Linked DNA regions of Homo sapiens: region 2 is linked to region 1. A link is an interaction called in ENCODE POLR2A ChIA-PET data of the cell type or tissue named here. Cell type or tissue: Caco-2. All regions are shown on one strand. Each heading gives the region's core, and the rest is flanking DNA. Links, peaks and the distances in the headings are about the cores only. Region 1 overlaps DPY19L3 (dpy-19 like C-mannosyltransferase 3). Region 2 overlaps ANKRD27 (ankyrin repeat domain 27).

Region 1 (5,378 bases), core at 100-5,099:
CACTGGGGAGCCTCACCGCTCTGGTCCGCTCTCTCAGGCTGCTGTCTTCATAGTGCGGGTGGTTGGTTAGGGTCCTTCCCGTGCACAGCTTGACTCCGGCCAGCAACTGCATGCTTCCCGCAAACACAGCCTTTCTTGGAGTGTTAGAGCTGAAAGATTTTAGAGTCTGAATTAACCCCACTGTTAAGAGATCCTTAAAGACAACAAAGAAGACAATATCAAACTTTTTCAGAAGAATCCAGCTATGTTACCAAGTGTTACGAGTCAGGGAAAAAAAACGGGAGTTTGCTTCGGTTTTGATTTGTACTCAAACTATTGAGTGCAAAAGTAATTGCGGTTTTTGCCATTACTTTCAATGGCAAAAACCTCAGTTACTTTTGCACCAGCCCCATGTTTTTTACAACAATGTTTTGTATGATTTTGACTGTTCACCAGAATAACGGTGGGGAAACTTCTTACTGTTTTGCTAGGTTTACTTTTATAAGGAATTGTCTTAGAAGGCAGGCAGTGTAGCTCTTGAGTCCAGGCTTCTAGGCCAAGACCCACAATCCTCTCCTGCTATTGTTCCAGAGGGGCAGAGTCTAACAAAAATAACCTAAAAGACTGCCACTGCTTTGCGTATTGAACTTAACAAAAGAGCTACCTAGAGCAACATGTAACAAATCATCAAGCCAGAAACTGCAGGTGATCATGAGTCAGTTCCAAGGGTTTTTGCTTAAAAAAGCAATAAGGAAAAAAATCACAGATACCACCATAAATAAAAACAGAATTAACAACAACAACAACAACAAAACATGGAAACAAGATTCTGAAATAGCCAATATCTTATTACTTAATATGGGGGATACACAAATACTTCTGATGTGAAAACGCAATTATTTTACATATACCTTTGGTCCTGATTATGAGAAACTATATGCAGTTTAAGGAACACGGGGCACCCTAATACTAAGGCACAAACTCACTTTCCAGTTCCCACCACGCTACGATTTTCTGTCTTCCAGGGGTGTGAGGGGCAGGGACTAGGGACCAAGAAAAGACTCCCAGAATATAGGAAAAGCATTTTTCCTTTTTCCTCCCTGGAAAAAAGGAATCTTAGTAGCTGATTTAATTCCTTTCCTCTTTTTTTTTTTTTTTTTTTTGGAAACCTGAGAGTCACTTGTAAGCGGTCAAGGAGTTAATTTCTCAGGAGGCCCTAAGAGCTCTCTTCTGGGGATTCTCCTGAGTGCAGAATTTCCCACAGAGGCCCACTGAGGACACTGCGGGCTGCGTTTATCCTTCTTGCATTGAGAGGAGTCTGTGCCTGCTGGACTGAACTAAAATGAGGAAGATGGTTATGAGGAGTTTATTTAAAATCATTAAAATTCAACATCCTCTGCAGAAAAAGCCATGGCAGGCTGTTCTCCATGGTTTTGGAGCAGGGCACGCAACTAGCTCTGGTGCTGCGGTTTCTAAGAGAAGCCTCATCACATTCATACATCCCACCAGGATGTTTTATTTATTCCAACTCAGCGCTAAGACTCCAGCGTGAATGCCATCCAACAGAGGCCTTGGATGTCTACAAGCAAGACATCCCACAATTCAAGTTGTGACATTTACAAATAGTTTACTTTTGAAAAATTCAAGATTTTCTTTCTAACAATGACACTCTCATTCACTTGCATTCCAATAAGCGTTCTTAAGTGAGGAAAAAAAGTGGCTGGAATGACAATGAGCATACATAATGACACATAATATGCATCCCCTCTCCCATGCCAGAGTCTAGAATGCAGATTCCAGCAGGAAAAAAGTTTCACATGAGCTTGGCTGCACTTGAGAGCTTGTCATTCTGACAGACCCAGGAACAAGAACAAATAGATGTTAGCTCTGTTCCCCGTATCAACAATTTACAGGGACTCTCTCACATTCTGTCCCACATGGTCAGAGGAATAAGAGGGTTTCAATGAAAACGTGAAGGTGCACAGAATTCCTTAGTGAAAGGTTTTACTGAAATTCAGTTTAATTCAACTGACACTTACTAAACACTTACTCTGGGCCTTGTGTACTGTGCTACCCTTACCTAGAGTGTAATTGCTAAAGGAAACAAGTATGAACAAATATTAGTTTTTTAAAGTGCCACCATTTTTCCAAGCCAGGCTTCTTTCCTTTGAATACTCTCAACTGGCATGAGCCATTCCACAGCAATCAACGATACGATAACTTGACACACCCATGCCAAAAAGTGGCTGTCTTTGGTCCTCTGAACTAGACAGATTTAGGATGCAGAGAGAACATGATGAGTCTGGTTTCCACGCCTGGCAGAGCAGGAGGTGGAGGCGAGAGCTATCAGAGGCGAATGATCCTGGTTTGTAGTCTCACTGCCTGAACAGTGCCAAGCTGGCCTTCTACACAAAAGACGAACCCGGCAGCTGAGCTTCCAACATCCATTCCAATCACAAGACTATCTCACCATCACCGTTTTGAATGTATAATAGGAATCTCTGTGCAGCTTCAGCACCAAGAAGATGCACAAAGCTATAGTAGCATGCAGTTTATAATTACAGCAGAGATGACAGGCCTTGTTATCCAGCCACAGCTAATGATTAAGGTTTCAGCCTGCCTCCTGGACTATAATCATAGCCCTTGGATGAATTACAGAGTTCACAAAGGCTTAAATGCCCAAAGTCCTAAACTGCCCTCTAGGGAGTTATAACGTTCTTTATTCAAAAAATATTGCTGAGGGTCTATTACGTGCTGGGCTGGCAAACATGGTATGACAACCTGTCTTCAAGAAGCTTACTTAGACCAGGTGTGGTGGCTCATGTCTGTAATCCCAGCACTTTGGACGGCCAGGTGGGGAGATCACTTGAGGTCAGGAGCCTGAGACCAGCCTGGCCAATATGGTGAAACCTGTCTCTACTAAAAATACAAAACTTAGCCAGGCGTGGTGGTGGGTGCCTGTAATGCCAGCTACTCAGGAGGCTGAGGAGGGAGAATCACTTGAACCCGGGAGGCATAAGTTGCAGTGAGCCAAGATCGTGCCACTGCACTCCAGCCTGGGCAACAGAGCAAAACTCCAACTCAAAAAAAAAGAAAAAAGCTTACTTAACAGCTCCCATTACAGACAAACACTTCAAAATAACCCAGTGCTGTAGTGAGCCTAGTGTATCACGTATTTACTAATGCTTACTGCAAGCCTTCAGCTAAGCTGGAAATGAAACAGCAGTCACTGAAGATGCTCTCTCCTCAGCAGGCTCTAAGAGCTCTTGAGTGGCTCCCATCCCCGGCCCCTAGCAGGTGCAGCCCCAAGGCAGCAGCAGGGCCATCACCAGCAGAGCGAGTGACACATGGCTGCTCAGGGGAATGAAAGAAAAAATGGAATGAAGCTCATTAAGTTGTGACTGTCTTAATGTCTGGCCTTATTAGCAAAAAGTCAGAAAGTTTAAAAGAAGTGTAATCTATTTAATGTGTTAGTGCCACAATCATCTGGATTGTTAACATACTCTTTCACTGAGGACTTGGCTTTATTTTAAAGCAGTAAAATACATATATCCTCATGCCTATAAGATGAATTAAAAATAATACTTCTGGCTGGGTGCAGTGGCTCACGCCTGTAATCTCAACACTTTGGGAGGCTGAGGTGGGTAGATTGCTTGAGGTCAGGAGTTCGAGACCAGCCTGGCCAACATGGTGAAACTCCATCTCTACCAAAAATACACAAATTAGCCAGGTGTGGTGGCGCCTGCCTGTAGTCCCACTACCTGGGAGGCTGAGGCAGGAGAATCGCTTGAACCCACGAGGTGAAGGTTGCAGTGAGCCGAGATCACGCCACTGCACTACAGCCTGGGCGACAGAGATTCCATCTCAAAAAATAAATAAAATAAAACCAAAAATAACACTTATTTGAAAATGACTGACTTCTGAGGACAGTAGGGATGATGCTTCTTCCCTCCATGCCATGTGGCTTTGTCTCATACGCCAGCTCCGTGGTAAACCTGGGAAATATCACTGCTACTTCCAATACTTCACTCTACCCGTAAGGCAAATGCCAAAGGAAAAGCTACAAGCAAAGTGGAACAAAATGAGAAACAAACAATCACACATTTCTAAACTTAAAAAGATACTTATATTCACTGTCCTTTCTATTTTGTGGTAAATTTAGCAGGCAAAGGGAGAAGGGATCCGTTGTCCTTAGCTGAAAACATGCACAGTGATGGACATAATGCTGGGTGCTCTTCCTTCACAGACACTCTTGCCTGATACAGTCTGTGGTCTGTATCTAAAATAGCTAATGTGCTTTTAACCACTGAATGACATTTCTCTATTATAGAAAAACAAAGCAATTTTTACAAATGTTTGAACAAATGATGTATAAAATGAAAGGATAATTTGTTTTTATAGCTCTCTGCCAAGCTCCATAGCAGGCTGCCCAACCTGCACACAATTTGTTCTGTAAGAAATGTCACTAAATAATGACAAGGACTCACAGGTCAAATGGATTTACATTATATAATTTAAATGTCATTCCAGGAAGACCTGATGGCATTTTGAACAAATAATCTCATTTATTTTTGAAGCTCTAAGCTTCAACAAGTTAATTGCTGTTGAACTAATGGGGAAACTGAGCATTATAATATAATGTGTGAACATTTGCTTTATCTACACTTCAAAAATTTATAGAATTATGCAAATACTACAAAATGATTCATTAAATAGAAAAGAGGCTTATAGGCATTTAAGGTCTGAACTTAGCCTACATCATATTTAAAATATACACGAACTTTCTGCTTTGGTTAAATGTGAAAGAAAGTTGGTCCATTTTTTCAGACCCATTGAGAAAATACTGCACACACGGGTTTCATTACTGGAAAGAGACTATTTCCAGTGAAAATCTCCTAAAGTGAAGTAGCTAAAATGTCATCCCTCAAAATATGCAAATATATAGATATGCCTATCTTATTTGCAAAATGTCAGAAGAAAATTTTCAGGAACGAAAAATGAAACATTCAAGGACACAAAGGAACAAGGTAGAAACCACAGATTGTGGTTGCATTCAGCCTTGCTGAGGTAAACGTGCTTTCTAATTGCACAGAAAACCTTTAAAACTACCGCCTGACTTTTGCTGAAAGAGACACCAGAAGGCAAAAAAAAAAAAAAAAATCCAAGTTTTTAATCTTTGTATCCAGGAAACCTTATCAGCAGAGAAGGGTAAATATGAATATATGCATTTAATTCTGCTTGAAAACAAGGCATGCAATGCATCGGTGTAGCGTGGAGAGCAGCAGGCAGGTGAATGCACAAAGGCTGGGGTGTGGAAGGCTGGACATGCCTCCCAGCTCTTAGGGAAGGCGGCTGGGGCTACCGCAGCCTGGGGCCCTGACTTTAACAACATGTCAAAT
Region 2 (5,378 bases), core at 119-5,118, 190 kb before region 1:
TGAATAGAAAGTTTTCGTTTTTCGCCTTTTCCTTCTGAATCATAAATTAGACCAAATGGAGAATACTGCTTATCTGTTGGGAAGCGTTCCTGGTCAGAGTGTTTGGTCAGAGCCCCGGAAGGGCGGGAACGGCCATCGCAGTGAGATTTCAGCAGGGAGTGCATCTCTAAGGAGGCTGAATTCCCCCATGCTGAATTCTGCTGAGCTGGGCTGCACGCTGTCACCAGACGGTTCTTGACCACCCAGACTTATCTGGGCTAGCAGGACGGTTGAAGACCACAAAACCACGAGTGTGCACGCTGCTCCCTGAAATACTAGTTTGAGGCCTCACATGGCTCTCCTGTTCATAGAATAACTGCAGATAACTCACATTTAGAGGTATTTGGTATCTCCAGCTAACTCAACTGGATTTTCTGTACATTTTCCCATCATTTGAGCCCAGGCAGGGATGGAATTTTTTAAAAGAAGTTTTATAAGAAGATTCACTTATCTTTCCAGTTTTACAAGAAAAAGTCCATTTTCTTTGCATGTTATTTTAAAATAGCAAACTAATTCTTTTGTTTGTTTTGTTTTTGAGATAGGTCTCACTCTGTTGCCCAGGCTGGAGTGCAGTGGCCCGATCTCGGCTCACTGCAACCTCCACCTCCCAGGTTCAAGAGATTCTCGTGCCTCAGCCTCCCAAGTAGCTGGGATTATAGGTGTGGGCCACCACAACCAGCTAATTGTATTTTTAGTAGAGACGGGGTTTTACCATGTTGGCCAGGCTGGTCTGAAACTCCTGACCTCCAGTGATCCACCCGCTTTGGCCTCCCAAAATGCTGGGATTACAGGTGTGAGCCACTGTGCCCAGCCAGCAAACTAATTCTTGCAGGTAAACTTGACAGGGTATAAAACTGTTTTTTTAAGCATTTACCCTTATGTAAGAATTCAACTCTGGCATTAAGCACCAGATCATATGAGATTATTACTTTTTTTTTTTGGAGACAGGGTCTTCCTCTGTCGCCTAGGCTAGAGTGCAGTGGTGCAGTCATAACTCATTGCAGCCTTGACCTCTTGGGCTCAAGTGATCCTCTGGCCTCAGCCTCCCCTGGCTGGGTGTGTGCCACCATACCCATAGATAATTTTTTGATTTTCCTGTAGAGACAGGGTCTCACTTTGTTGCTCAGGCTGGTCTTGAACTCCTGGGCTCAATCATCTGTCAGCCTCAGCCTCCCAAAGTGCTGAGATTACAGGTGTGAGCCACTGCACCTGGCATATTACAGATTTTTTTTTGTCATTTTTTGAAATGGAGTCTCACTCCGTTACACAGACTGGAGTGCAATGGTGTGATCTTGGCTCACTGCAACCTCCACTTCCCAGGTTCAAGTGATTCTTCTGCCTCAGCCTCCCTAGTGGCTGGGATTATAGGTGCCCATGCCTGGCTAATTTTTGTATTTTTAGTAGAGACAGGGTTTCACCATGTTGGCCAGGCTGGTCTTGAACTCCATCTCAAGTGATCAGCCCGCCTCGGCCTTCCAAAGTGCTGGGATTACAGGTGCTAGCCACTGTGCCTGGCCCTTTTTTAAATTTTAATTTACATTTTTTATTTTTTATTGAGACAGAGTCCCCCTCTGTTGCCCAGGCTGGAGTGCAGTGTCATGATCTTGGCTCACTGCAACCTCCGCCTCCTGGGTTGAAGTGATTCTTATGCTTCAGCTTCCTGAGTACCTGGGATTACAGGGGTTTGCCACCATGCCCGGCTAATTTTTGTATTTTTAGTAGAGACAGGGTTTTGCCATGTTGGCCAGGCTGGTCTCAAACTCCTGACCTCAGGTGATCCGCCCGCCTCGGCCTCCCAAGCCACTGCACCCTGCATGTTACGTATTTTTAACACTAGGACAGAAAGGTTGAGAACAGTGTCGGACAGAGGTCCTTTTTCTTCTTTTTTTTTCATGTGACAGCACGGATGAAAGGACAGAGCTCTTTGAATCCCTACTCCTGGACAGAGGATTCAGTCTTTAGTGACCAAGAAGACTGAGGTCCAAGATAAAGCAGATGACTTGGGGCTGGATAACAGCAGGCCCTGTCCGCACAGCAGTGCTTGTTAAGGGCGTGGTGTGTTTACACAGTTCTTGCATGTGACCTGCATGTTTTGATGTGGCACTCAGTGACCTTCCTGTCTCTTGCTGTTCTGCCCCTTTCTGGCCTCTGCTTGGAGTCTTACTACTTTCCCATCCTCTAGTTCATCCCCTTCCCTGCCGTTTTTTTCATTTTCTTTCTTTTTTTTTTTTTTGTGACGGGATCTCAGCCTGTCACTCAGGCTGGAGTGCAGTGGCGCCATCTCGGCTCGCTGCAACCTCCACTTCTTAGGTTCAAGCAATTCTTCTGCCTCAGCCTCCAAGTAGCTGGGACTACAGGTGCCCATCACCACGCCCAGCTAATTTTTGTATTTTTAGCAGAGACGGGGTTTCACCATTTTGGCCAGGGTGGTCTTGAACTCCTGACTTCAGGTGATCCACTGCCTTGGCCTCCCAAAGTGTTCAGATTATAGGTGTGAGCCACCACGCCCGACCACTGCTGTTTTCTTCTGTCTCTGGTCCTTACCTCCCAGCTCTGTTTTTAGTTCGTCCATGGAAGCCTGTCCTTGTTGCCTCATCTTGCGGGGTGGAAGTATTGGTGTTCCTCCAGCATCTTTTCTGAAGCAGAAGGAGCGCCTTTTCCCAGCTTGAGTCTGACCATATTGCATCCTGTTTCTCACATGGCTTTCATCCAGAGCATCTTTACTTTTGCAATGTGCCACATAGAACCAACTATGTCAGGAACTAGAAAGAGTTTTGTGTTCTTGTGACTCTGTCCCAGCAAAATTGCATTATCTCATTGTGGTGGAGACTCATAAAAGGATTATCTGGGCTCCAGTAATAAGTGAATTTAATGATTCAAATAGCTGAGTTATTGCAGAGGCACCCCTGGGGCCCAGGCAGGGATTATATGCGACCATTTTTATGTTAGTCTCTTCTCCCTAGGAGGACTGGCGGAGAGCTCACAGGCCTTTTTCAAGCAGAACCCAGGGCACCTGCAGCCAAGACAGTTCTGGCTGGACCTGGGGAATTAGTTGAGGGGCCTGTGTGGCTGTCTGTCTTGTGGACTTTTCTTCTGTTGAAATAAAATATGACTCTTAGGCTGGGCATGGTTGCTCACGCTGTAATCCCAGCGCTGTGAGAGGCTGAGGCGGGAGGATTACTTGAGGCCAGGAGTATGAGACCAGCCTGGGCCACATAGCGAGACACCATCTCTACTAAATGAATGAATGAATGAATGGCTCTTATTTATCCTTGAGTCAGCCAGCTGCATCTCAGTTTCTTCATCTGTGACACAGGCTAGTGATACCTACTTGCCTAGAGTTATTGTGAGCATTAAGATAGGATGAGTGCTGGGTGCAGTGGCTCACACTTATAATCCCAGCACTTAGGGGGAGCTGAGGCAGGAGGATCACTTGGGCAATGTAGCGAGACCCCATCTGTACTGAAAATTAAAAAATTAGCTGGGCACGGTGGCTCACGCCTGTAATCTCAGCACCCTGGAGTCCGAGACAGGAGGATTGCTTAAGTAACTTAGTGAGACCCCATCTCTACAAAGAATAAAAAAAAAATTAGCTAGGCATGGTGGCTCATGCCTGTAGTCCCAACTACTTGGGAGGCTGAGGCAGGAGGATCACCTCAGCCCAGGAGGTCAAGGCTGTAGTGAGCTGTGATTGTACCAGTGTACTCCAGTGTGAGTGATAGAGCAAGACCCGTCTCAAAAAAAAAAAAAAAAGATGAAGATAAGACTGGGCACAGTGGCTTATGCCTTGTAACCCCAGCACATTGGGAGGCCAGGGCAGGAGGCTCACTTGAGGTCAGGAGTTTGAGACCAGCCTGGGCAACATAGTGAGACACTGTTTCTACCAAAAACAAAACAAAACAAAAAATTTAGGCTTGGCCAGGTGGCTCATACCCGTAATTGTGGCACTTTAGGAGGCTAAGGTGGGAGGATTGCTTGAGGCCAGGAGTTTGAGGGTGCAGTGAGCTATGATTGTGTCACTGTACTCCAGCCTGGTCAGTAGAGTGAGACCCCAACTCATAAATAAATGAAGGTAAGTAAGTAAAGATGAGGATGTATAGAAGTTATTGCAGTGCCTGGTACAAGGACTCTCCCAAATGGTGGCTATTTTTACCATTAGTTCCAAGGAATAGAATTCATCATGCAGTTATGTATGCATAGTGTTTTCCCAAGGAAGCATTCTGGATCCCTGTTACATAGTGAGAGAGTAGCTCCTATTTCATATTTCATTCATTTAATTGTATCAAGGATAAATTCACTTTTACGCTTTTTAAATAGTTGCTGATTTTCTCATTTTAATGAAGAGAGAAGGCCCCAGGCTCAAGCTTAGCATCTAATGACTTTTTTTTTTTTTTTTGAGACGGAGTTTCACTCTTGTCGCCCAGGCTGGAGTGCAATGGCATGATCTCGGCTTACTGCAACCTCCATCTCCTGGATTCAAGCGATTCTCCTGCTTCAGCCTCCTGAGTAGCTGAGATTACAAGTGTGTGCCACCACGCCCGGCTAATTTTTGTATTTTTAATAGAGATGGGGTTTCACCACGTTGGCCAGGCTGGATCCGCCCACCTCGGCCTCCGAAAGTGCTGGGATTATGAGGTTTTAAATAACAGTAATTACCTTTATAATTTTTAACTTTAAGATGATCTTCTCTTCGTTGGAAGTGATACCATTTTTCTATTTAAAGTAGTAATAAGATTTCTTTTTAAAATAAATTTTAGGCCAAGGATGGTGGCATATGCCTGTTGAGCCAGGAGTTCAAGACCACCCTGGGCAACACAGCGAGACTCCATTTCTACAAAAGTAAACAAAAATAAAACAGAAAGGAAAATACATTTTTATAAAGACAATAAGTTATTGAAGGAAAATGTCAAACACTAGCAAGAGAGCCATTATGTGTAATTGTTGGGCAAAATTGTGCTCACATTGTGGGCAGGTTGTTCACTGCCCAGCAGCAGGGGCCGTGCAGCATGTTACCTAGGAGCTGCTCACTAGCCTAGTGCCCTTGCACAGAGCTGCGCCCCCTGGGAAGTCGGGTGCCTGTTTCTAATTCTCACAAAGGTCCCATGTGAGCTTGCAGTAACTGGTGCTATGTTGATATGCAGTACTGCATGTCACAGATAGTGAAGGTGGCATGGAAATGACCCTCATAAGAGTCCTGCAGACAGGTATTAGCATTCTCTGTGGTGCAGGCCCAGATGGAGGCTCAGAGAGGTGGGATGACGTGGTTAGAAATCTGATCTCCTGGCTGGGCATGGTGGCTCACGCCTGTAATCCCAGCACTTTGGGAGGCCGAGGTGGGC

The links. Peaks named below come from ENCODE experiments on the same cell type or tissue, not always from the same donor. Only the 100,000 strongest peaks of a DNase experiment are listed, where the experiment ranks them.
Region 2: POLR2A ChIA-PET joins it to region 1 with 8 read pairs; 2 of 35 experiments call an interaction of 5 or more read pairs at or near these places.

What each region holds. Positions count from the first base shown.
Region 1 is chr19:32,472,293-32,477,670 of GRCh38, reverse strand. DPY19L3 (dpy-19 like C-mannosyltransferase 3) reads right to left here. Exons shown (of 19, transcript NM_001172774.2): 17 at 17-149. Among named protein-coding and RNA genes, the nearest start is that of DPY19L3, 69 kb to the right of the region's middle. In Caco-2, for the core only: no CTCF peak of the experiment used is centred there; no DNase peak of the experiment used is centred there.
Region 2 is chr19:32,666,890-32,672,267 of GRCh38, reverse strand. The region is part of intron 1 of ANKRD27 (ankyrin repeat domain 27); the gene reads left to right. Among named protein-coding and RNA genes, the nearest start is that of ANKRD27, 5.6 kb to the left of the region's middle. In Caco-2, for the core only: no CTCF peak of the experiment used is centred there; a DNase peak (open chromatin) is centred at 2,107.